3 separate regions of the Homo sapiens genome follow, and all the other regions are linked to region 1. Evidence: read pairs that join two places in POLR2A ChIA-PET (ENCODE). Cell type or tissue: MCF 10A. All regions are shown on one strand.

Region 1 (8,000 bases):
GGCTGAGTTCTGGTGAGGCCTGGGGTAAAAGCACAGTGCAGGATTAAGATTTTAAGAGGGGAAGGAGAATGATATTTACTGAGCACCTCCCATGAACCCAAGTAGTAACTCATATTGTCTCATCTGATCCTCAAATCTGATCCTCAAAACCATTCAAGGTATAAACACTAGCTTCATCCCCATTTTTACAGAAAAATAAAACTGAGGTTCAGGAAAGACTGTGTAGAGACAGTGACTCAGACTGAGGCCTTGAGTACAGGCAGACACATGGGGACGAGGCTGGAGGAGAAAGGGTGGAGGTTCCTGCAAAGCTTCATGGCCCCCTGAGGCCCGAGGTTACTCTATCTCGTGGCCAAGCTGGGGTACATGTCCTCGCCCATCTGAACACAAGGTTACTGCACTGGGCTGGGAGCACAGCGAAGAGACCTGAAGGGGCAGGCAGCTAGCTGTGCACTTTAGAAAGCAAGATCTGGCTCACAAATGAAAAGGTGAAACTCTCCACACAATCCCAGGCAAAAGGGCTTTAGGAAAGGGGTCAGAATGTTTTCCTTGTGGGCCTGGCTGAGAGGCTAGTTGGTGATCACTTCCACTTCGGCACATCTCAGTGTTGTCACTTTTTCTATAATAAGCAGGTTATAAATGAAAAGAAAGACACAGTCAGGGCCTGTCTTAGCAGATCTGTCTTTGGCTGTGTGTTATCTGCCCCTCCTTCTCACCCCACTGCCCGCCAACATTCTTTGTTCCCCAAAGACCACTGCTATTCCAGCTTGGTGCCATCTGTCTGCATCACCCCCTCTCTCTCCTTCATCAGCTCACAGTACTTTGCATCCTCTAGTGCTTACTGTGGACCACACACTGATCTAGGTGCTGGGAGCACATCGGAGGTCAGACACAAATCTCCCAGTCTTCACCTAGATTATCTCCTAGTGGGAGAGACCAACAGTGAATGAACTCATATATGTCAGTGCTGATAAGCGTTATGAAGAAAAATAAAACAGGTTAAGGAAATAGTGTAATGCCAGGGCCCTTCGGATGGGGCTCATCAGACAAGGAGATCATGACATGCAAATGGAGATCGGAATTAAGTGAGACAACAGCCACAGGGATAGCCAGGGAAGAGCATTCCAGGCAGAAGGGACAGCAAGTGCAAAGGCCTCGAGGCAGGGAGCGTATCTGGCAGGTTCCTGGAACAGCAGCGAGGCTGATACAGCTGGAGTGGCCAGTGAGGTCAGAGGTCTCGGGCAATTGAAAACTCAGCTCACGCATCCCTTTCTCTGAGAAGCCATCTCCAATCAGCCTCAGGCCGGATGAAGTGCCCCCACGGGGACCTCTGCAGCCCCTGAGGTCTCCCTGTTACTACCGGGCACATGCGATGATTGATGTCACTGAGCATGCGTGGACTGCATTCACAAACAACAGCACGGCCCACACTGCCTCATTAATACTATTGGTGTCTTCCCCTCAAAGCTGTGAATTCCTCAAGGGCAGGAGGTTGTCTTACGCATCTTGGGGTTCCCCAGGGGCTGGCACTGTGATCTGAAGTGGCGAGCATCATCTTTAAGCAGCAAAAGGCCCGCTGAGCCAGGGAAGACTGTGAGTCTTTCCTGAGCCAAGAGCTCACCTGAGCTGTGCAGGCAAGTACCCTCGGGGAGCCACTTGGCTTCCTCACCACCCACCAGCAATGAGGCTTTGCAGAGGAGATCCAGGCAGGCAGGCGGGGAGGAAGGGAGTGGCTGCGAGAGGGAGGGAAGGGCTCTGCTCCCCGCTCCCCCTGCTAAATTTCCCATATCTGCCTCAACTTGTGCTTTCTTCAACAGTTCATGGCATAACTGAGCCCCTGCTTTGAGGAAAGCCCACATGAGAAAATAAAAATGTAAAACTAATTCATCAGGCAGTTATGATTCATAGAGAGGAAACACCTTTCCCTCTGAAAGAGATTCCAGGAAACGTCAGCATCCCAAGTGAGTTAACAGACCGGAGCGTTGGTCATCTAGCAGCTCACATCAGCAAATGAGAGACAGCCAGGCCTTACATGTGGGACAGAAGTATACTTGTCTGGAGTAGAAAAATGCCTACTGAGAATAGGCAGGAACTGGAAATTAGAGAAGTGGGCTGGGTGTGGCCTGTGGCAAACTGTGGAGTCCATAGAAAGCCTCCCAGCTTGGCACATGGCTGGAACCAAGGGGTCCGAGGGCAGCCCGTTAAGTGAAACCAGAAATCTGGGGAATTAGGTAAAATCACCAATTAAAAAATGATGGCAAGTGTTTCAAAAATAAAATAATACGCAAAGCAAAGGAAACACTTCTGTGGGTCAGATTTGGCCTGAGTATTATCAGTTTGTGAACTTGGCCTTAAATCTTGAACGTGAAGTATTTTTGTATCAGAATAGTCAGTAGAATGAAAGATACAGCAAGAAGAGAGAGAGAGACATAAAAGTTATAGAGCCAGAAGGGAGCTTCAAGATCATGGAGTTCCTGTGTGGTCAAGAGGTTTCATCTCAGGGATCAAGTCTAGTGGCTGCCAGGCTGGTAAGGCTGAGACCCAACTCTGTTGGAGCCCTGAGATAGATTAGCAATGTCTGCCAAGGACATGGGAATAGGAATATTTGCTCTACACTTTCTGGGTTTGATGAGTCCAGATGCATCTTAAAGGCAAAAACTGATCCAGAAAGCTGTACCAAATTCCCTAATGTCACAAGGAAGAACGGGTGTCCCATCTGGGGCTCTTCTCATGACACCCCCAGATGCCCCTAAACATTTTGATCTGCAGTCTACCAAAAACTTATCTTGGAGAGAAGCCATCTCTAAACCAATAATGCAAGTGGATAAGAAAATTTGATTTTTACAGTGATTCATTTTCTCCATGACTTCTTAGAGACAACATCTTTTCTAAATAGCAAGGAGAGTCTGAACCCTGACAAAGCCATCTGAGGCTGCTACCTCTGGCACACGAAATATCCCAGCTGAGGGACCTGAGCCCAGCCGAGGGGTCTGGCGCCAGAGGGAGCCTGGACCCACCAGAGAGCCATGGCTTGCCTCCCAGCTTGGCCCTCCCCATCCCACTCGGTGTGAGTCATGGCTAGCGACTTCAGTGTGCTGGCTGCAGAGTCCTCAGTTTTACTTGGCTCCTGAGCAAAATGTACTTTTCCAAAGGACACTCATTCAACTGAAGCTGAATTTTGCAATTCCCTGGCAGGGGTGAGGCCAGCCTCCCCTGAGCACACGCTGTCCTGGGGAATGGGGACCAAAGAATGTTGTTGTCACCCCCCTCACCTCCTCCTTCCTCCTCCCCAGGGGGGAAGATCTGTCTATACACTGGCAGAGCCCTGGCATGCCTGCCATTCCCTCAGCCTCTGCTAGTCACCCAACAGCAACCATTGCCTCCCTCCAGCTCCCCACGCAAGGTGCACTCCTGAACTGGATTTCAAACTGCACCTGACAGCAGGCCTGGAAGAACCACTGGAGAAGATGATCCCACAGCTAAGCCAGCCCGGGAAGCCCCCGCAGAGTGCAGAGCCACGCCCTGCTGCACATCACTGCTGGGGGTTGTGGTGGCTCAAGCACCAAGTGCATCGTGAACCTGTTTTTCTTTTTTCCCTCTTTTAAAACATAGGCTATATTTTTAGAGCAGTTTTAGGTTTACAGCAAAATTGAGCAGAAGATAGCGATTTCCCATATCCTGCCTGTCCCCACACATGCACAGCCTCCCTCACTATCAACATCCTGTACCACAGGGTTCATTTGTTATGATTGATGAATGAACACTGACTCATCATTGTCTCCCAAAGTCCATACTTGACATCAGGGGTCACTCTTGGTGTTGTACATTCCTTCGGTTTAGACAAATGTCTAATGACACGTATCAATCACTGCAGCATCACACACAGTTTCACTGCCCTAAAAATCCTCCGTGCTCCGCCTATTCATCCCTCCCTCCCGCAACCCCTGGCAACCGCTGATCTTTTACCGTCTCCATAGTTTTGCCTTTTCCAGAATGTCACAGAGTGAAAATCATATGGTATAGAACCTTTTCAGATTGGCTTCTTTCATTTAGTAAGAGGCATGTAAGGTTCCTCCATGTCTTTTCACATTTTTCTAGCTCATTACCTTTCAATCCTGAACAATATCCCACTGTCTGGATGAACCAGTGTGCTTGGTATTTCAATCCCCACGGATTTTCAGAGCCAGGGGCTCTGCTGTCTCATGCATTAGCTGCATGACTTTGGACAGATTTTTCTCTGAACCGCCAGTGTTTTACATCTGTAAAATGGGGTTAAAATACTGCTTACCTCACAGGAGTAAGGATTAAATGCAGAAACGCATGTAAGGCTTGAATGGCAGCTCCCAGCACGTAGCAAGCGCATGGTGGATGTGAGCTGTGATTATCATCATCGCTAGCGCTGCGACTGTCACTACATTCCTGAGCTTTCTATGGCTTCTCTCTTCTGCAGAGCAGCATGGAGGGGAGTAGAGACAACCCAGCTTTCGGCTCAAATCCTGACTCTGCTAAGCAACTGGCTGAATCTCTTGGAGCCTCAGTTTACTCATCAGTAAAATGGGGAGGGGCATTACGTCTCCCTCCTAGGGAGATTTTGAGAAACAAATGAGATCACAAATTGAAATGTAGAAAAAACCCTTGGCATTCAGTAGGTGCTCAAAAAAGGTCAACTGCTCACTGTGAAGGAGAGGTCCTCTGTGCTTCCTGTGAATAGCCCTGCTGAGCGCAGAATGCAGGGAAGGGAAATGGTGGGTATATTTGCAGATGGAAAGGGAAATCTAGACCCACTGCCCAGCACCAGGATTGAGAGCCCCTCTGCTGGTTCATGCTAGGGCAGAGAGAGAAGGGAGAGGTGAGTGCCCTCCTGCCCAGCCCAGCCAGGACCCAGAGGACAGGGGGCGGCTAGGACTCGGGGGTGGAGTAACACCTCTGCAGTGAGCCAAGGCCTGCCTGGCTGTCTTCTTGGTGTCAAATGACGGCAGAGGCTGGAACACTGAGGCAGTGGCCAAGGCCAGCCAGCAGTTGTTCTTGCGGCCTCCAAGGAGTGGAAATAGGGACAGGGAAAAGTTACGGGCAGCAGCCAGCAGTTCACAGCAGGTTCTGTGGAATTGCTGGGGCTAAGCAAGGACTCCTGTGCTCTCCTATGAATCGTCCTTGGCCTTTCATCCAAACTGGACCTGCCCACCTGGGAGGTCCACCACCCCCGCCTGTACCCAAAGGGATCACACCCTGACCATGCAGTGTCAGTGATGCCAGGAGGGAGGGGCTGCCAGCATCCCCACTTTCCAGGTAGCACGATAAAGGTCACCCAAGGTGGCATTGCTGGCAAGCACTGGAGGTGGAACTCAAACCCTTGGCTTGCAGAGCCCCCACAGCCTGAAGCCAAGCCAAGGTCTGCAAAGACTCTGCATGGCCACTGCTCTCCATCTGCATCATCTCCATCTGCATCATCTCCATCTGCATCATCATCTCCATCTGCATCATCTCCATCTGCATCCCCTTTCATTTCCACATTCATGCATTTTTTCATGCATTCATTCAGCACCTGTTCTGCAAATATCACTAGCACCTGCTCTGCTAATGATAAAAATGGGAGCCAAACAAAGGCAGTCTCTGCCTGCCTGGAGCTAGAGTCAAGAAAACCTCCACTGAGAATGCAGAGTTACAGAATGAGATAAGCATCGGGGAAGGCCCCTGGGCCGCCCGTGCCTCCACTAGACAATAGACTGGAGAGTATACAGGTGGTGAGCCTGGAGCTGCCCTTTCTGGGTTCAAGTCCCAGCTCTGCCACTTGCTAGCTGTGGCCTCGGGGAATTCACTTCACTGCCCTGTGCTTCAGTTTCTCAGGCTGTCAAATAGTGCTCACTTCGCTGGCTTGCTCAGAGGGGGTTCACATGTTAGTACAGGGAAAAGGCTTAGCACAGCGCCTGGCCCCCATGGGGGAGTGCTTCCCCTGTGACGCAGCTGCAGGGTGTAGGGTACATGGAGGACCACAAGCATTTTCTTCCCAAAGGAGAAGCTCCTTCTCCCCCACAAATCCCTCTGAAGGCTGCCTCTGCAAAGAGGTGGCACCAGTGGACACAGGAAATTAGGCCAGAAAGAGGGGCACGGTGCATTCCCCATAGGTCCAAGATGAGAGAAAAACCAGGGCAGCGGCAGGGGCCCCCACCAGATCATGGCTGCTGAGGGCTGTGAGCATCTCCCTCCCACACCCACCTCCCTCCGCTTCTCTCCCCACTCTGCTCTCCTCCTGCCTCTCCCCAGTTGGCCTTTCCTTCTGGACTTTGCTCCAACTGTCTTGACCTCTAGAGCATGGAGCTGAGGTTCTGAATCCCAGAAACACTTGGAACATTTAAATTAAAATTTAATTGGACTCGGCAATACCAAATAAGAAAAAGAGAGTTTATACTCACTCAAAGGATCTGTTAAGAAATTGTACATAGGTAGTACAAATTTACCAACTTGCATGGGAAGGATAAATACCACATTTAGGAGAGTATTTCTCCTGGGATGGGATGGAGATGGGTCAAAATGGAAAGTGCAGACAGAAGAGGAATATAGGGGCTTAAGGTTTGCTTCTCAGGATGGGAGGTGGGTGTGATTCTATATGATTCTATATGTCCAAAATAGTCTATGAAATAAAAAATAAGCTCAAAAGTACCCCAATCAGGTACTATAACAATAAAAAAGAATGAAGCACTGATCCGACCACATGAATGAATCCCACAGATGGGACATGGGATGAAAGAAGTCCAACACACACAGATCAGATCATATGATTCCACGTGTGTGACCTGAAGAACAGGCAAGACTAAAGCAAGGGGAGGGAAGTCAGGAGATAGGTCACCCCGTGGTGGGGGTGCTGGCTGGGAAGAGGCATATGCAGGAGCTTTCTGGGGTACTGAAAGTGGTGTGCACCTTGATCTGGGGGTGGCCACATGGGGGTATCAGGTAAAAAAGCCATTGAGCTGTATACTTAAGATAAGAACACTTTACAATCTGCAATACCTCAATTTAAAAATTCCTTAAACATTTAGAAAGAAAGAAAACCAAGTCATCAGCCACATTTGGGAACCCTTTGCACTGGCTTATGTTAATATTAAAGAGACTGTTTTAGAATTTCTTTCTATAGGCCAGGTGCGGTGGCTCACGCCTATAATCCCAGCACTTTGGGAGGCCAAGGCGGGTGGATCACCTGAGGTCAAGAGTTCGAGACCAGCCTGGCCAACATGGTGAAACCCAGTCTCTACTAAAAATACAAAATATTAGCCAGGCATAGTGGCGGGCGCCTGTAATCCCAGCTACTTGGGAAACTGAGGCAAGAGAATTGCTTGAACCCAGAAAGTAGAGGGTGCCGTGAGCCGAGATCGTGCCATTGCACTCCAGCCTGGGTGACAGAGTGAGACTGTCTCAAAAAAAAAAAAAAAAAAAAAAAGAATTTCTTTCTATAGCAATTTGATATTTGATTCCTTCATTTGATCACTTCCTCTGGGAAGAGCGTTGAGCAAGGCTTTGCAGCAGATACACAAGGGAACTGCTCCAAGGCCTCAAGGACATGAAAATAAGTCAGGCTGACCCAGGCTGGAATCTTAATTTGCTCTTACTTGCTGTGTGAGCCGGGCTTAAGTGATGTCCCTCTCTGAGACTCAGTGGCCTGATACGCAAAACGTGGTTAGGACAAAATGAGACAGTGTTCAGCACTGTGCCCAGCATATAATAGGTGCTCAAAAAAAAAGGGGGGGGGACATGTTAATATGGTTCATGCTTTAACCCTCTACAACAATGTTTTTACCAACTGCAGATGACGATGACTAGTGAGTTAAAAAATCAAAGTAGTAGATTGCAACCAGCATTTAAAAAAAAAAAGACAGCCCCTATATTCCTCTTCTGTCTGCACTTTCCATTTTGACCCATCTCCATCCCATCCCAGGAGAAATACTCTCCTAAATGTGGTATTTATCCTTCTCTTGCCTGTAATCACTTGAGGCCAAGAGTTTGAGACC
Region 2 (8,000 bases), 69 kb after region 1:
CCCCATAAATATGTACAATTATATATTAATACCAATTAAAAGTTTTTAATGAAAATATTAGAAAGATCACGAAAAAAGTCATCTTAATAAGTCACAAATGAATTTAAAAAATAAAACCTCTCCAAATGGTCACCAACTCACTTAAATGAAAACCAGATACTTTAGCCAGGCACAGTGGTGTGTGGCTGTAGTCCCGGCTACTTGGGAGGCCAAGGTGGGAGGATCCCTTGAGCTCAGGAGTTTGAATCAAGCCTGGGCAACCTAGGAAGATCCTGTCTCCACAAAAAAAATTTCTGAAAAGGTACCTTATCAAGGCCCCTCTTCCCAACAGTGCTCCAGGTGCACTGGCCTCCCTCCATGTCCCCAGGCTGCTGACACTTGCTGTACCATCTACCTGGAATACTGTCTCTATTAGCTTTCTAAGGTTGCCATAACAAAATCCCATACACTGGATAGTGTGTGATAGTGAAACAACAAAAGTTTATTCCTCACAGTTCTGGAGGCTGAGAGTCCAAGATTAAGGTGCCGGCAGGTTTGGTCTCTCCTTGGCTTGCAGATAACCATTTTCTCACTGTGTCCTCTGAGGGTCTTTTCTTTGTGCTCACGCATCCTTGGTGTCTGTCCTAATCTCCTCTTCTTATAAGGACACCAGTCATTGGATTAGGGCCCACTGTGATGACTCATTCTAACTTAACTGCCTCTTTAAAGGCCTTATCTCCAAATACATTCACATACTGAAGTATTGGGGGTTAGGGCTTCCACATATGAATTTTGAGGGGGTAGCAATTCAGTCTATAACACTGTCCCAGTTCTTCAAAAGCCTGGTTCTAGCTGGGCATGGTGGCTCACACCTGTAATCCCAACACTTTGGGAGGCTGGAGTGGGAGGATCGCTTGAGCCCGGGAGTTTGAGACTAGACTGGGCAACAAAGTAGGGCCCTGTGTCTACAAAAAAACACAAAACAAACAAACAAACAAAATAAAAGTCTGATTCCTTCCTCCTCAGGATCTAAATATTAGCCTCAGGTGACTTCACTTCCTGGAAGCCATCCCTGGTCACCCCCATCCCATCAGTCCCTCTGTACCATAAGGCCCTGCTGATTTTTTCCCTTATGTACAATCTATTGTTACCACATTTGCCTATCTGCCTACTTGTTTATTGTCTATATCCCCTAGTGGTATCCTGGCAAATATTTAACATCGGCTTTTGGGTGCAGGATGGTTGTGGGTAGTGGGGAGGCTGCCTTACAGCGTCTGCCAATTTCTGTGGTGTAAACATACCCACTGTGGCCAATTTCAAACTACCAAAGTGATGTCACATGGCTGTCCAAATTCCTGAAAATCTAAAACAACCTGTTCTTGTGAGCAGGTGCAGTCTGGCTCCAACTCTCCCACTACCAGGTAGACTCCACTGAGGGCAGGAGCCTTGCCTTCTTCTTCGTAGTCAAGTCTCTAAGGTCTAGGACAGTTCCTAGATCAGAAATATGGCTCAACAACTTGAATTCATTCTTGAATGAATAAGTTAAATTCTTAATCCCAATCTGAAGACCTCCCATGAGTTTGCCCTTTTGGCCACCCTCATCTCTTTGCTGGCCCTTTGGCTGCCTGGGCCCCTTTACTCCCCAGATGTTGTGGTGCACCCCTGGCTATGTCCAGGTTCCCCAAAGGCCACATGTCCTTTCACTCCTCTCTTCCCAGACAGCCCTGAACCTGGATGACTTCTATTAGCCTTCCAGATGCAGCTGATGGCAGGCAATGTTTTTCTTAGCCCTGTGGGGTGACACGATCCCTGGGCTCACCAATTCCCTGGTGCCACCTTCTCTCTGGCCCCTGATCATGGTGGCTGCTTCTTCCTCTGCCTCCCTTGGGGCTCCTGACCCAATTTCCTGGCACACAGCAGGGCTCATGTGAGTAAGTGAAGGCATATGGCAGAATACCAGTTATGGGGCAGGGGTAGAATTGGTGCGGTGGGGAGTACTCACCTACGGCACAATTTGACCAAAGGCTGTACTCGCCCTGAAAGAATGAAGAAATTCTCCATTCATGAAAGTATGAAGAAACTGATGAGCAATTAAATGCCTGAGCCCAGAGTAATGATGATTAAGGAATGCTGGAAAAGGCATGATTACAAGGCTCTGACAGCATTTGAAAGTTCTAAGTTCCAGTGAGTTCAGGAGAGTGCTTTGGGTGGGCAGGGCCTGACTGTTATCAGAGGATGCTAGGCCCCTCGTTCCTGACCCATTAGATCACCAAGAGCTGAGAGTAAGGCAAGTTGTCACCATTTGTGCCCCACCTTACCTCACTGCATTTTTTTTTTTTTTTTTGAGTGGAGTCTCATTCTGTCATCCAGGCTGGAGTGCAGTGGCACTATCTCGGCTCACTGCAACCTCCACCTCTCAGGTTCAGGTGATTCTCCATCTCAGCCTCCCGAGTAGCTGGGATTACAGGTGTGCGCCACCATGCCTGGCTAATTTTTTTACATTTTATTTTTAGTAGAGAGGGGGTTTCACCATGTTGGCCAGGCTGGTTTCGAGCTCCTGATCTCAAGTGATCCACTCACCTCGACCTCCCAAAGTGCTGGGATTACAGGTGTGAGCCACCGTGCCTGGCCCTCACTGCCTTTTGAGAAGCAATTTGACCTGAAGGATGAGAAGGACCATGGGAAGATGTGGGGAAGGGGGTTCTTGCTGGTGGGTTCTTAAGGCAGGAGAGTGTGTTCTGTAAAATGGGATAACAATAAAGATTGCCTCCTACAGTGACAGAGAGGATGAAATGAGATATCATCAGCACAGTGCTTGGGACAGAGCTTGGCTTCCGGTAAACACTCACTGAATGCGGGAGGACAGTGTTCGCATGCGTTTGGCCACCAGAATGTCACCTTCCTGAGGCAGGGTCTCTATATCTGTCCCAGCTATATTTCCAGAGCCTAGAAACAGTGCCTGGCACCCAGTCGGCACTCAATACATGCTTGTTGAAGGCATGAGTGAGCTGATTACATAACCATCTTCTGGTAACAAACCCAGGGAGAGAGCTCCAGTGCCCCGGCGCTTGGTTCCCACGGCTCAGTGCCGCAATCTGTTTATTTCCCCACTCACCCTGCGCAGCCCTAGCAGGCAGTGACTGCACAGAGCTGATGACTCGGCCTAGTACTTCTCTAAATGCTGCCTGGGGCTGGTGGAATCTCCAGGGCCTGGCTCATCAGGGTGAGCTGATGACTTGGGGCCCAGTGCGGCCCACTTTCCCGTTAGCTCAGCCCGGGTCAGCGGGCTGGCTCAACCTTCGGGTTCTGTCCGGGGAAGGGAACAGAACATTCGGCCCCAGGCAGGAAAGACGTTGCACAGGCCCCTGAGAAGCGAGCCCTGGCCTGTCCCACTCCACTGCCTCTCTTTGTTTGTAGCTCACTTCTCTCCTCCCTCTGACCCTGAGGCTGCCCTCATCCTGGAAGATGATGGGGCTGTCCCGAGGAATATAGGCTTAGAGCTGGGGGCAAATTGATGGACGATCTAACAGTACCAATGTGCTGGACCCACGCTCAATCACTTAACTGAGCACTTACTCTGTGTCTGTTCCTATGCTAAATGAAAAGGTTGAATTTCACTTACTCTAAAGAAACACCCAACTATTTCCCAAATACTCTGTTCTTTGATGCCGCTCGGCCTTCACATGGGTTGTTCTTGTTTCAAATGCCTTTCCTGGTAAGTACTCAACCTTCAGCACCCAGCTCCTCTATCACCTCCTCTCAAAAGCCTTCCCCAGCTCACCCAAGACAGTAAAACCACAGTCTTTCCTGGGACCCCCAACATTTAGGCTTGCGCGTCTGTCTCGCACTGCGCCGTGGCACCTCCAAAGCCCAGGCTGGGCTCCATTCTTCTCTTGATCCTGGGGGTCCTTCTCCATGCCCAGCACACAACAGGGGCACTGCAGATGTTGGCTCCTCCCTTCCCAGTCCCTGGCCACTTCCTTTCCATCTCTGTATGCCCCTCGTCCCTTTGTCTGTGTATCATATTTTTGTTTTCATTCTAAGAACAATGCTCATCCTGTTATAGTTATTTGTTAATGTAAGTGGAATGACACAAATGAATCAATGACATTTGTCATTGTCTGGCAGGACACCACACAGGAGGTGTTCAATTATTTGCCTAATAGAATCCATGGTCACCTCCAGCAAGAAATCATCAGAATAGGTAGAGAAGGAGAGGATGAGGCCAGGACAAGGAGGAGAACAGAAGGTGCTGGAACTAACATTTTCTGACCTATGTGTGTCAGGCGTGTTTCATTTATTTCTCACCATAATCCTATTATGATCACCCTTCTTATGGATGGAAAATGAAGGCACAGAGAGGTGAGGTGACTTGCCCAATATCACACAGCAAGTGAGTGGCAGAGCTGGGGTTTGAGCCCCGTCTACCAAGCCCCACCCGTTGGACAGGGAAGGTGGAGTGTGCCTGTCGCAGAAGAGTGCGCAGAGAAGCAAGGAGAGACTGCAAGACACTGCAGGGAGAATGAATGGGTCAGACCCAGACCCCGGGCTGCACAGTCCCTGCCTTCCAGATGTTCTCTGTCATGGCTCCCCGGACAGATGCCCCCTGGCCCGTAGAACCGCCCCAGACTCCTCCAACACACTTAACCACTTTCCGTGGAGACCACTGTGCTTTTCAAGGAGCTTTTTTCTAATATTGACCCCAACCTATACAGTTCCCTTTCACTCCCTGGACCAGGGTTTGGGTTACCTTAACCCCTCAGGATTGCACAACGCCCACTGAAGGCTTCAGGAACCCACAACTTCTCAATAATGCTGAACTGGGTGAAATTTCCCAGTAGCCACCTCCTCCGCCTGACTAATGCTTCTTAGCTTGGCAATGCAATGTCCTATTTTTAAGGAACCCAGTCATTTGGTTTAGATTCTTTATTTGTTTTATTTTAATGACCTTCTGAATCATTCATTTTTCTACTTTTGAACTGATTCACTCTTCGCCACTTCCTTGTATAGAAATCCAACCCCTCCTTTAGGGCTCAGCACCAACACCCACCTTCTCCCGAAAATTATCCTCATACCATCCTCTCTCCAGGAAGAAGTATTCCCTCCCTCTCCCATTTCTGTGCCATTCATCTGGTATTTATTATATTGTCATGGTCATTATCATAATGATAATAATAATAATAATAATGATATGCCAGCTACTTGGGTCATTGCTTTTCATTTTTATCATGACCCCAGGAAGAAAGTGATTATTATTTACATTTTACAGAAAATGAAACTAAGCCTCAGGGAGTTTATACCTTTTGCTCAAGGTCACACAAAGTAAGTGATGCAGCTGAGGTGCTAGCCAGCTGAGCCCAACTCTGAAGCGAGTGTCTTGAAAGGCAGCTGTTTGCATGGGGTGCCTGGTACTGTGATGGGGGCTTGGGATGATTGCGCTTGGGGCTGTGATTTTGGTTTTGATGTCTGTCAACCCCCGCTGGAGACTATGAGCTCCACGAAGTGTTCTGTTTCCTGTTGCACTGTAAGTAATCAATATCTGGGAGCAAATAGCTGATGTTCCATAGACATCGACCCATGGCTGGAGGACTTCCTGTCCTTTCTATAGTGTTAGCAGCTTGAAGCCTTACACAGTTTTGCATTTCTTACAACATCAAGTGCTGGGTAGCAATCTTGATCAATGCTCATTGAATGAAGGAAGTAAGGGACAGGCATGGGCTTGGGGGCTTCCAGTGAGCTTATTTTCTAGCTGAAAACATTCGGTAGGAAATTTTCTAGAATGATCTCTATAGCTCAGGATGAATACTGTCAGATAAGACCTCCTCATCACTTTTTTCAAGTTAAAGTAACAGAATTTATAGACTAAGGGTTCAGTTGAGTTTAGGCAACACACATTTATGGATGTCTACTGTGGGCCAGACGCTTCACTCAAAGACAGCTGTGTGAGCAACCAGCCAGGCAGAGGGCCTTTGGGTGTCCACCCTCGCTCTCACTCCTTCTGGGAGGCAAGCTCCCTAGTGCCCTGAAAACAGGCAGAGTTGGAACCTTGGAAACTGGGGGAGAGAGGGGATAATAGCCATGTCTGGTCAAAGAAGACCAAGCAGTAAAGATCTCAACCTCGTCTGGGCACGGTGGCTCACGCCTGTAATCCCAGCACTTTGGGAAGCTGAGGTGGGCGGATCACAAGGTCAGGAGTTCGAGTCCAGCCTGGCCAACATGGTGAAACCCCATCTCTACTAAAAATACAAAAATTAGCCAGGCATGGTGGTGCACGCCTGTAGTCCAGCTACTCGGGAGGCTGAGGCGGGAGAATTGCTTGAACCCGGGAGGTGGAGGTTGCGGTGAGCCAAGATGGCACCACTGTACTCCAGCCTGGGTGACAGAGCAAGACTCCGTCTCAAAAAAAAAAAAAAAAAACAAAAAACTCAACCTCCCAAAGGCCCCTGAGAAAGGAAACCAAGCAGCAGTGGGAGACCTGGAGGCTGGCTCATCTCTCGTGGGGCATGAAGAGGGCGGGCCTTGGCCACCAAGGGGCCACAGAAGAACTGGATGAGGTGGAAGAGGTCTAGGAAGGATAATAAAAATGAGAGGCCAGTTGGAGGTGGCACATGGAGACAAAGAGGTCCCCTTATCCTTCAATTTCATGCTTTTCTCCTCAAATTCTGTCTTGTCTGCCATCCATATTGCTAGCCCTGCTTTCTTTGTGTTTGTGTTTTCCTGATACTCCTGTGCCCAGCCTTTCACATGTAACCACGAAGGGATACTTTGTCTCTGGTAGGGCTTCTGTTACCAGCATCTCATTGGCTTTTTGGTTTTAGGGCCCAAATCACAAGCTTCACCTTTTGATAGGAGTGGTCTCTCGGGGAAGCAGAGAGCCCAGTGGTTAAACCTGGCCTCTTGGAGCCAAGCTGCCTGGGCTGGACGGTCACCTGACAATCTGCTGACATCTATGGGGCCTCTCCTGTTTCCACCCTAAGGACAAGGGAGAGCATCCCCCCTTGGCAGGCCACGTGACAAGAACATTCCATTGGCATGCAAGGGACCCCCACATTTGGGGTGAGCGATTGGCCCTTTTTAACTCAAGAGCATCTTGACTGCTGGATTTGGCCAGAAGGGCAGGGATCCCTGCCCTGCTTCTTCTCGCGTGCAAGGATGAGACTCTGACATGCTGATGAAGTAATAGTAGTAATAGTACTAGCAGCAAACACTTACTTGGAGTTCACTGTGGGCCCAGCACTGTGCCAAGGCCTTCCCCATTTCATCTCGTTTGCATTTCTCTATATCGGGATTAAGAGCATGCGCTCTGAAGACAGACAGCCTAGGTGTGAATTTCAGCCATGCCACTTACTGGTTCGGGCAAGTTACTTTACTTCTCTGGGCCTCAGTTTCCTCACCTATAAAATGGGGTGAATAATAACACCTGATAATAGATCCTTTACACACAGTAAATGGCATATAAATATTACTATTCTATTTCAAAAAATCTAATATCAGCTTCCTCTTTCCTCGGCTTGTGAAAGGTAAATATTTAAAAGAGAAAGCTGATAGAGGGAACGGTTCATTTTTCAGAGCTTCAGGCAAAAGGGAAGGGACTTTTGCAAGAAGGAAGACATCAGAGTGGATCATTGTGGCCTGCATTTCCAAATGGGGAAAGAGAGGCTCAGAGAGGGTGAGTTAGTTGACCGAAATCACACAGCCAACAAGCAGTCGAGAAGGATTTGAACTCAGGCCTATCTGATGTCATAGCTCATGTCCTTGATTCCGACGCTATATAGCCAGTCCTGGTGGTCATGGAAAGATCAGGCTCCTGGCCCCACATTGAAAATGGAAATATGAGTCACCAGCCATCCCTAGGGGAAGCTAGGGAGTGAAAAGAGCTCAACTATGGGGCAGAATGTTCCGCCAGATGCTGGGGAGTGGCTGCCAGCACCACTCAGTCTCCTTCACGCCAAGGAAAGGGAGGAGGAGACAGCATGGAGGAACAGGGGTCGCAATCCATCGGAGCGCAGCCTGGAATGGGG
Region 3 (8,000 bases), 65 kb before region 1:
AACTTTTCTTTTGTAGGGAGGGGGTCTTGCTGCGGTGACCAGGCTGGTTTCAAACTCCTGGCCTCAAGTCATCCTCCTGCTTCCACCTCCCAGAGTGCTGGGATTACAGGTGTGAGCTACCACGTCTGGCCTGAATTGAGTCTTGTTTTAAATCCCATCCCTCCAATTTCTAGTGAACTTGGGCATCTTTTCACTGCCAATATCACCTCCTCTGTGAAGAGCTGGTCCTTGGCCTTGTCTGCTTTTTTGGTTGTTAACTTTTTCTTACTGATCTGTAGGAGTTCTTTACATATGAATTCTGAAGGCTACCCCTTTCCCATTTGGATGGCAAGTATCTTTTCCCAGGCTGCGTGTGAGATTTTTGCTTTATGTTATGTGCCGTTTGTTGAACAGGAGTTTCTAACTTTTATGTGGTCAAAGAGAACAGCAAAAAACTGTTCTGAGGCTCATGTAAGCACCAGACTTATGACACCCTTTGTATCTCTCTGTCTGTTTTCTGGGGATTTTTGTTTTTTAGAGAAAGGGTCTCGCTCTGTTGCCCAGGCTAGAGTGAAGTGGCACGATCATGACTCACTCTAACCTTAAAATCCTGGGCTCAAGTGATCCTCTCACCTCAGCCTCCTAAGTAGCTGGGACTACAGGTGCATATACCACCGTATCCAGCTAATTTAAGAAGATTCTTAGAGACAAGCCTTCACAATGTTGCCCAGGCTGGTTTCAAACTCCTGGCCTCAAGCGATCCTCCCGCCTCAGCCTCCCAAACTGCTGGGACTACAAGTGTGAGCCACTGTGCCCCGTCCTACTTGGCTTTTCACATCTGCAAACAGCTTCTCCTTTCACAATCTCCTCTGAGTCCCACAAGGCCCTGGGAGGTGGCAGGAACAGAGATGATCGTTCTTACTTCACAGATGAGAAGGCAGAGACCCTGTCACAACATCCCACTGTTCTGCCTCCTGGCACCCACTCTTTCCTCTTCCAGTAGCTGGCCCCTGCCTTTTCTCTTGAGAAACCTCATTCCTCACAATCTGTGTCCCTGCGGTTTGGATGGGGTTGACACCAGAGAGGGTACAGGGCCTAAGCCTGGCCAACCAGAGCATTTGATTTCCCAGGCCACAAGGATGGCATGAGGCCTGAGCTGGGCCAGTGAGAGCTCTGTCCTATCTAGGACTTGGTTAGAATGACTGAGAAAGAGGCCATTTCTACTGGTAAATTCTACTTGAAGATGAAGCCAGTGTAGCGGAAAGCAGATCCGAAGATAGAGACCTACTCCTGGCAATGTTGGAGGCTGGATCCAGCCATGCCTGAGGCCTTCTACTCCTCAGGCCAGCTCAAGGTCTGGTTCTGGATCTTCGGTAACAGAGTCCTGACTAATACTGACCTAGTTATTGCGGGAAATGAAAGAGCCAAGGCCCTTGATCTTGAACCATCATTACAAGCATGAAGAAGTACAGAAGCATAAGGGCCTCCCAATGCCATATTTATCTTTAGGTCTCAGTTTCCAAATCTGTGAAGTAGGGATAGCCACCCTGTCTCTTCCACCTCAGCTAACTCTGGCTTCTTCAGTACCTCCTGGGCCTCTTGGGTGAAGAAGGGCACCCTGACCCTCCTGTTCTGACCCTAAGGACCTTCTGAATGGGAGGCCAGGAAACAGTAGACATGATAGAAATAATCAGCATAAAGGAAAACTAACATCAGCTTGAATCTGCCCTAGAGAAAACTGGATGTGGTAGAGACCATGGCAAAAAAGAGAGAACAGAGAGGAAGGAAAGGGAAAAATCGGACCCTATCAGCAGCTATAACTGGAAATTAGACCTGGAAAAAAAAATGAGTTCAATCTTTGGTGCAAAATTTACACATTAAAGGATAAACTCTGCTAAGAATAATTTCCATAACAATAAAAAGCTGGAGAAAATCCTAAACATCTAGTGGAACCATATGGAGATTTGCTTCAGGAATTAAATGGATTTCAGGGCATTCCCCTCTGGAAAATACTTTCTAGACAAAACGTCATCGATACTGATGTGTTTCTGACAACATTTCTCAGCATCCTTGGGGTCGAAGCCTCCTGTGCCCAGCCAGAGCCCCTAGCCCTGCAGGCTGCCTCCTGTTTCAGCGAGAACAGGTGAGGGGTGCCAAGGAAAGGGGCCCAGAGCAGGCGCAGGGTGGCTGGCTCAGGGCCCCACCCACTGCCCCAGGCCACTCACCGTGGTGATGAATCTGTACAGCGGCTGCCGTCTCTCTGTGTACTTGACCGTGATGGGGCTGAGGTCGTAGCGGAACCAGATTGCAGGGATGATGCGGCCCGTGTGGCTGTAGGCGACGTATTCCTGGGGTAGAGGATATAAGAATCAGAAGTACAAACTGTGTCTCAGGGGGGGCGGGGACTGGATTGCAGAGGGCCCCCCAGCAACCCTCCAGAAAGGGCTTTCCTCCCTCTCTGCCCCACGAAGCCAGACTCCCCCACTCCCTCTCTCACATCCCTTCCCCTGGAGGCCCTGAACTCTGCCGTGCACAGCTGGGCATTTTTGATACCCTTGGTTGTTTAGAAATTGACCAAGTGAGCTGCAAGCAGCACCAGAATCAGAAAATAAATTAGAAAGCAGAGCTGTAAAAGGAAAAGTGCAATTTTTGGCTATTGCCTCCTTCAACCTCTGGGCCACGCGAAATCCATTCATTTATTCAACAATGGTTTGCTGAACGCCTCCACTGTGGTGGCCCATGGCTGGCTGCTGGGGACCCCGAGGTGAGCAAGTCCTGCCCTTTACCCAGAGGGAGTCGCAGTCTGCAGAAGGAGGAAGACATAAGAATATCCCTAACACTGTGACATCATGCATGTGGGATGGAGGAACATGGAGAGTTGAGGGGAATGAATGAATGACCCATTCTCCCGGGCGGCATCTGGGAGACTGGGGAGGGGACATTCTGAGCCACACATGATGAATAAGCAGGAGTCCCAGTGTGTGTGTGTGTGTGATGGGTGTAAATGCCACGTGGGGAGTGGGCTAGCTTCTTCAGAGGAATAGACTGAACTGCAAAGCCAGAAGGCCCCGCCCTGCCACCAACCTTCCTGAGAATGCACACAGCAGGGACTAAGGATACTACGAGGCTGAGCTAACAGTGCATCCTTGGGCCAGCCCCTCCCTCCCTCAGGGACTTGGCTTCCCCATCTAAACACGGATGGGCCTGGGATGATGATCCCTGGGATCTCTCCAGTTTGGGCACTTCAAGGTGCTAAAGTCTGCAACAACTGGAGGCCAAATTGAACCACTGGGGTACCCCCAACCCCACATGCTGAGCCTGAGGAGCCCAGGCCACTCCGGGGGTAAGTAACACTGAGCCCTGACCTCCCGCTGGGTCGCTGCTGCCTGCTCCCAGGGCAGAGTGCGGCTGCAGCCATAGAGAAGCTAAGCAAGCTGTATTTGGCTGCTGGGCCTTGCCAAAGCATTGGGAAAAGGAGCTTTGTGCAAGGGAAGACCAGCTTTCTCCAGGAGAGCTGCTGGGGCAGGATGACTGTCTGGGTCACAACCCAGAGCTGAGGGACAGAGAAAAAGAGTGAAAAATAGCAGCAGTCAGTATCACTTACCTAAAGGCTTTTTTTTTTTGGTGGGCTAGGCATTTTTGAAAACATTGCCTCATGTGACAGCACTCTTATAAAGTATCATCTCCATTTTATGAATGAGTAAACTGAGGCACACAGTGGCTATGTGACATGTCCGGGGTCAATAGCTAGTGAATGACTGAGCTGGAATTTGAACTGCAGCGTGGTCCTGAGCTTGCATCTGTGCTTTTCCATCTGTTAGCTGCTATGAGCATGTGAGGGTTACAATGAGATGCCCCCTGTGAAACAGTGAATAAAAGAAACAGGGGCTCCCGGGAACATCAATTTAGGGTGAGTCAGAACAGAGGGACTAAGTCATTGGACAGAGAGCAGCTCGCAGGTGGGCAGACTCACAGCCCCTTCCTCAGACCGAGGCGTGAGGTGATCAAGAAGCCAGGCTCTGGAGCCCAAGGAAAACCTGTTCTAATCCCCACTCAGCCACTTTATAGCTCTACAACCACCTCTCAGTGCCTCAATGGTCAAATCAACAAAATGGGCTCAATAACAGTCTCAACATCAGAGCTGTCATGATGATTGAGAAGACGGAAGAAGAGAGCTTAGCATGTCTAGCCCCCAGGAAGTACTCAATGAGTGACAGCTATGCCTCCTACTGTTGTTATAATTAACTGAGCTAAACAGGTATCACTTATAAGGGGTTTGGGCAGCCTTGGAACAGAAGAAAAAGGACAGTCCTGGTGGTAAGTGGGAAAAACCCATCCGCCAGGGTCTAGCAGGGGCATTTCAACCAACAGGTTTCAAGTATTCATGTCCCATTGGTGGGATACCCCCAGGGAAGCCCAAGGCTGTCTTGTCTTGAGACCACTAATTGCTGGGTCATCCCACTCTGCAGACTCTGACCATGCTCTGCTGCCCACTAAGGCCTGGCGTCTTCTCCATGACTTTGAGTGTTGGGGTCCTGGGGACACCCCTGTCAATCAACAGCAAATTAATCAACAGCCATCTTGGTGTGACTCAGTAGCCTCATGAGTTTGGGTAAAGTGCCTGTGCCCTGAGAGCAGGAGTGTCTGTCTGTGTTGAGCACCCAGGGGTCTGTGTCTGAAGGACTCGGACCAGATGCAGGGCTGTTTGAGACCTGCAACCCCAGGACCTTTGTAGGACAGAGACTACCTGCTCTTTGTCAAACGCATCACACCCTATCTCCTGGTTAGATCTGTTCTCCTTGACTCTGAGACTGCCACATGGCAGGGACTGGGCTTTTCAATTTTACCCAGGGACAGCGCCTGGCCCAAGCTAACCCCCAGGAAAGGCCTCCAGAAAGGAATCAGAAGAAAGTGCGTCGGTGCAGCCGCCTGTCATCTCTGCTCTCCGTCAGCAGAGGGCGCCGCCGCACACAGCTCGGCCCAGCCACCGCCCGCGCACCTTGTTGGCCACCGTGTACTGGTAGGAGTACCGCTGCTTGCCACTCTTGTCCTCATAAACCGTGGGCACAATCTTCAGGATGTAGTCGTGGGAGGCCAGGGCTGCGGGAAGGACACAGCAGAATGAAGCAGGGGGACGGGCACTGCCCGCTGACAGCTCTATGTCATTTCAATCCTAAGCCTAAATTCCCTGGGCACGGCAGGGGGCTCATTCCCCAGTTTTACCACCAACCAACTGCTCTTCATCTTCTCCCCTTGGATACCGGGAATTGGGAGACTCTATCCATCAGGATCTTTCCTCCTGCACTGTGCACATCATTAAAATTCTGGAAACAACCCAAATGTCCATCAATAGAGCAACCATGAAAGAGTGAGTGTTGGCCAGGCGTGGTGGCTCACGCCTGTAATCCCAGCACTTTGGGAGGCCGAGGTGGGTGGATCATCTGCAGTCAGGAGTTCGAGACCAGCCTGCCCAAGATGGTGAAACCCCGTCTCTACTAAAAATTCAAAAATTAGCCAGGCGTGGTGGCAGGTGCCTGTAATCCCAGCTACTCAGGAGGCTGAGGCAGGAGAATCGCTTGAACCTGGGAGGCGGAGGTTGCAGTGAGCTAAGGTCATGCCACTGCACTCCAGCCTGGGCGATAGAGCAAGACTCTGTCTCAAAAAAAAAAAAAAAAAAAGTGTGGGTGCTAGGAGCAGCTATTCTCCAACAGGGAAAAGAACCAAGTCATGGGACAGGATACACATGTGTCCATGGATTGGGGGAGGAGGAGACACTCTGTATCCATGTAAATATATAGGAGAATTATCTGGAAAGATGCCCAAGGAACCACGGGCAGCTTTAGCTTCTGGGGAGGAAGGCAGGATTTGAGAAAGATCCCATTTCATTGTACATCCTCTGACATTGTCTGAATAGTTTTACTTTTAAAACAAACTAGGTTTCAGTATTAAAAAGAAAAGAGCCTATCAACCAGAAAAACTGCACCAATGAAGCACTGATGAACTGAGAATGGGGAAAGAAATCAACGGCAGATCAGTTCTTCCTGGATGGGGGAGCTGCTGAAGGCAGGGATGGAGCCTTACTCAACTCTGTGTCCCCAGAGCCCCGTGCAGGGCCTGGTACCAAGTGGACCGTGGCAAATGCTTACTGAATGAATGAACGGATGGAAGGATGATTGGACAGGGGCATGAATGAAAGCACAGATGAATCAGCTGCTGATAAGCGTGAGGTAACTGGAATCCAATGCTGGGCTGATAGAATGCTGGCCCAGAGCTGCCAAATATCACTCAGGAAAGGTATGAACTCTCCTGGGCCTTCTGGGATGCTTACAGGAAGCTCATGGGCCTTCCACAATCTCGGGTCACGGACTACAGAGCTAAAATAACACAGAAATTTAGGCCTGTGGGTTCTAAGCCTGGTCGCAGAGTCGAGTCAGTCCTCTTCTGTAAGAAGGCTGGGAATGCAGACAGCATTCACTGCCCTGACACTCCCTCCCTGCCCCTTCCTGCCAAAGCCATATCTCAGTAAGCAAAGGAAGTGCTTCTTGAATTGTTTTGAGTAGGTTCCTCTGAAAACCCGAGAAAAGTCCTGCAGCCGCAGAGCCCAGTCCATGAAGACTCCAACATCCCTCTGTTCAACCCTGTAATGGTTCTCAGATGTCAGAAGCAGTCGAATCATTTGGAATAAAAAGACACCTGGACCTCTTTCCAGGAGCATCCCGCCAAATGGGTCAAGGGTGGAGCTCAGAATTTGCATTTTTAAAACAAGAGCCCAAGACCACGCTTGATAGTGGTGTCCAAACGCCCATTGCCCTAGGTTAAAAACTTGAAGGAATGAAAAAGTGAATGCCTTATCAAAATCACCCCTGTAATATTTCTTGTTAAAATTTGTACAAGGCCGGATGTGGTGGCTCACGCCTGTAATCCCAGCACTTAGGGAGGCCGAGGTGGGAGGATCACTTGAGGTGAGGAGTTCAAGACCAACCTGGCCAACATGGTGAAACCCCATCTCTACTAAAAATACAAAAATTAGCCAAGCCTGGTGGCACACACCTGTAGTCCCGGCTACTAGGGAGGCTGAGGCAGGAGAATCGCTTGAACCCGGGAGGTGGAGGTTGCAGTGAGCTGCCACTGCACTCCAGCCTGGGCAACAGAGCGAGACTCCATCTCAAAAAAAAAAAAATTGTACAAAACACAGGTGATCACCAAGGACAAAACAAAAAATCACCATAAATTCACCATCCTCAGAAAACTATGGTTCACAGTCTCACATATAAACTGCCAGACATGTTTATACATATATTTGTATTTTCCTAAAATAGGACCATACCGTATCTTTTTTTTTTTTTTTGAAACGGAGTTTCACTCTGTCACCCAGGCTGGAGTGCAGTGGCACGATCTCGGCTCACTGCAACCTCCACCCTCTGGGTTCAAGTGATTCTCCTTCCTCAGCCTCCTGAGTAGCTGGGACTACAGGCGCCTGCCACCACGCCTGGCTAATTTTTTGTATTTTTAGTAGAGATGGGGGTTTCACCATCTTGGCCAGGCTGGTCTTGAACTCCTGACCTCGTGATCCACCCGACTTGGCCTCCCAAAGTGCTGGGATTACAGGCGTTAGCCACCGCGCCCAGCCATCTTTTTCTAAGAACTGAACATCATGATCAACTTTTCAGGTCTAAGACACAGAACATAAGCTCTGCAGAGTTTGTTTTATTCATCTCTCTATCCCCAGAACCTAGCCCAATGCCCAGCATATAGTAGGTGCTCAATAAATCTTTGCTGCCTGACTGCCAGTAAGGTCCTGACACACCTCGCTCATCTTGGGCAGTTACCATGCTCAGTCAACCCCCTATGGCTGGACACTGACGTGGTTCCTCATTTTCAATTTTATAAACAATGACCTAATGAACATTATTTTCCTAGATTTTTGTACACTCTCTTAATTATTTCCTTAGCTTACTCTCCTATGAGTACAATTGATGACTCAAAGGCAATGACCATTTTTAAGGCCTTTGATACAATTT

What was found. ChIA-PET counts read pairs that join two places held together with the same protein. Peaks named below come from ENCODE experiments on the same cell type or tissue, not always from the same donor. Only the 100,000 strongest peaks of a DNase experiment are listed, where the experiment ranks them.
Region 2: POLR2A ChIA-PET joins it to region 1 with 58 read pairs; 9 of 35 experiments call an interaction of 5 or more read pairs at or near these places.
Region 3: POLR2A ChIA-PET joins it to region 1 with 28 read pairs; 5 of 35 experiments call an interaction of 5 or more read pairs at or near these places.

Annotation. Positions count from the first base shown.
Region 1 is chr5:172,864,484-172,872,483 of GRCh38, reverse strand. All of the region lies in intron 1 of ERGIC1 (endoplasmic reticulum-golgi intermediate compartment 1), which reads right to left. Among named protein-coding and RNA genes, the nearest start is that of ERGIC1, 34 kb to the right of the region's middle. In MCF 10A, no CTCF peak of the experiment used is centred here; DNase peaks (open chromatin) are centred at 1,963, 3,163, 3,793, 4,953 and 1 weaker place.
Region 2 is chr5:172,795,474-172,803,473 of GRCh38, reverse strand. No RefSeq gene overlaps it. Among named protein-coding and RNA genes, the nearest start is that of DUSP1, 28 kb to the right of the region's middle. RefSeq lists a cis regulatory region at 309-1,217. In MCF 10A, no CTCF peak of the experiment used is centred here; DNase peaks (open chromatin) are centred at 2,063, 3,093, 4,793, 7,883 and 1 weaker place.
Region 3 is chr5:172,929,515-172,937,514 of GRCh38, reverse strand. ERGIC1 (endoplasmic reticulum-golgi intermediate compartment 1) reads right to left here. Exons shown (of 10, transcript NM_001031711.3): 8 at 4,979-5,079; 9 at 2,205-2,327. Among named protein-coding and RNA genes, the nearest start is that of MIR10523, 18 kb to the right of the region's middle. RefSeq lists an enhancer at 5,119-5,188 and a silencer at 6,136-6,205. In MCF 10A, a CTCF peak has its summit at 4,933 (motif pointing right); DNase peaks (open chromatin) are centred at 4,964 and 6,124.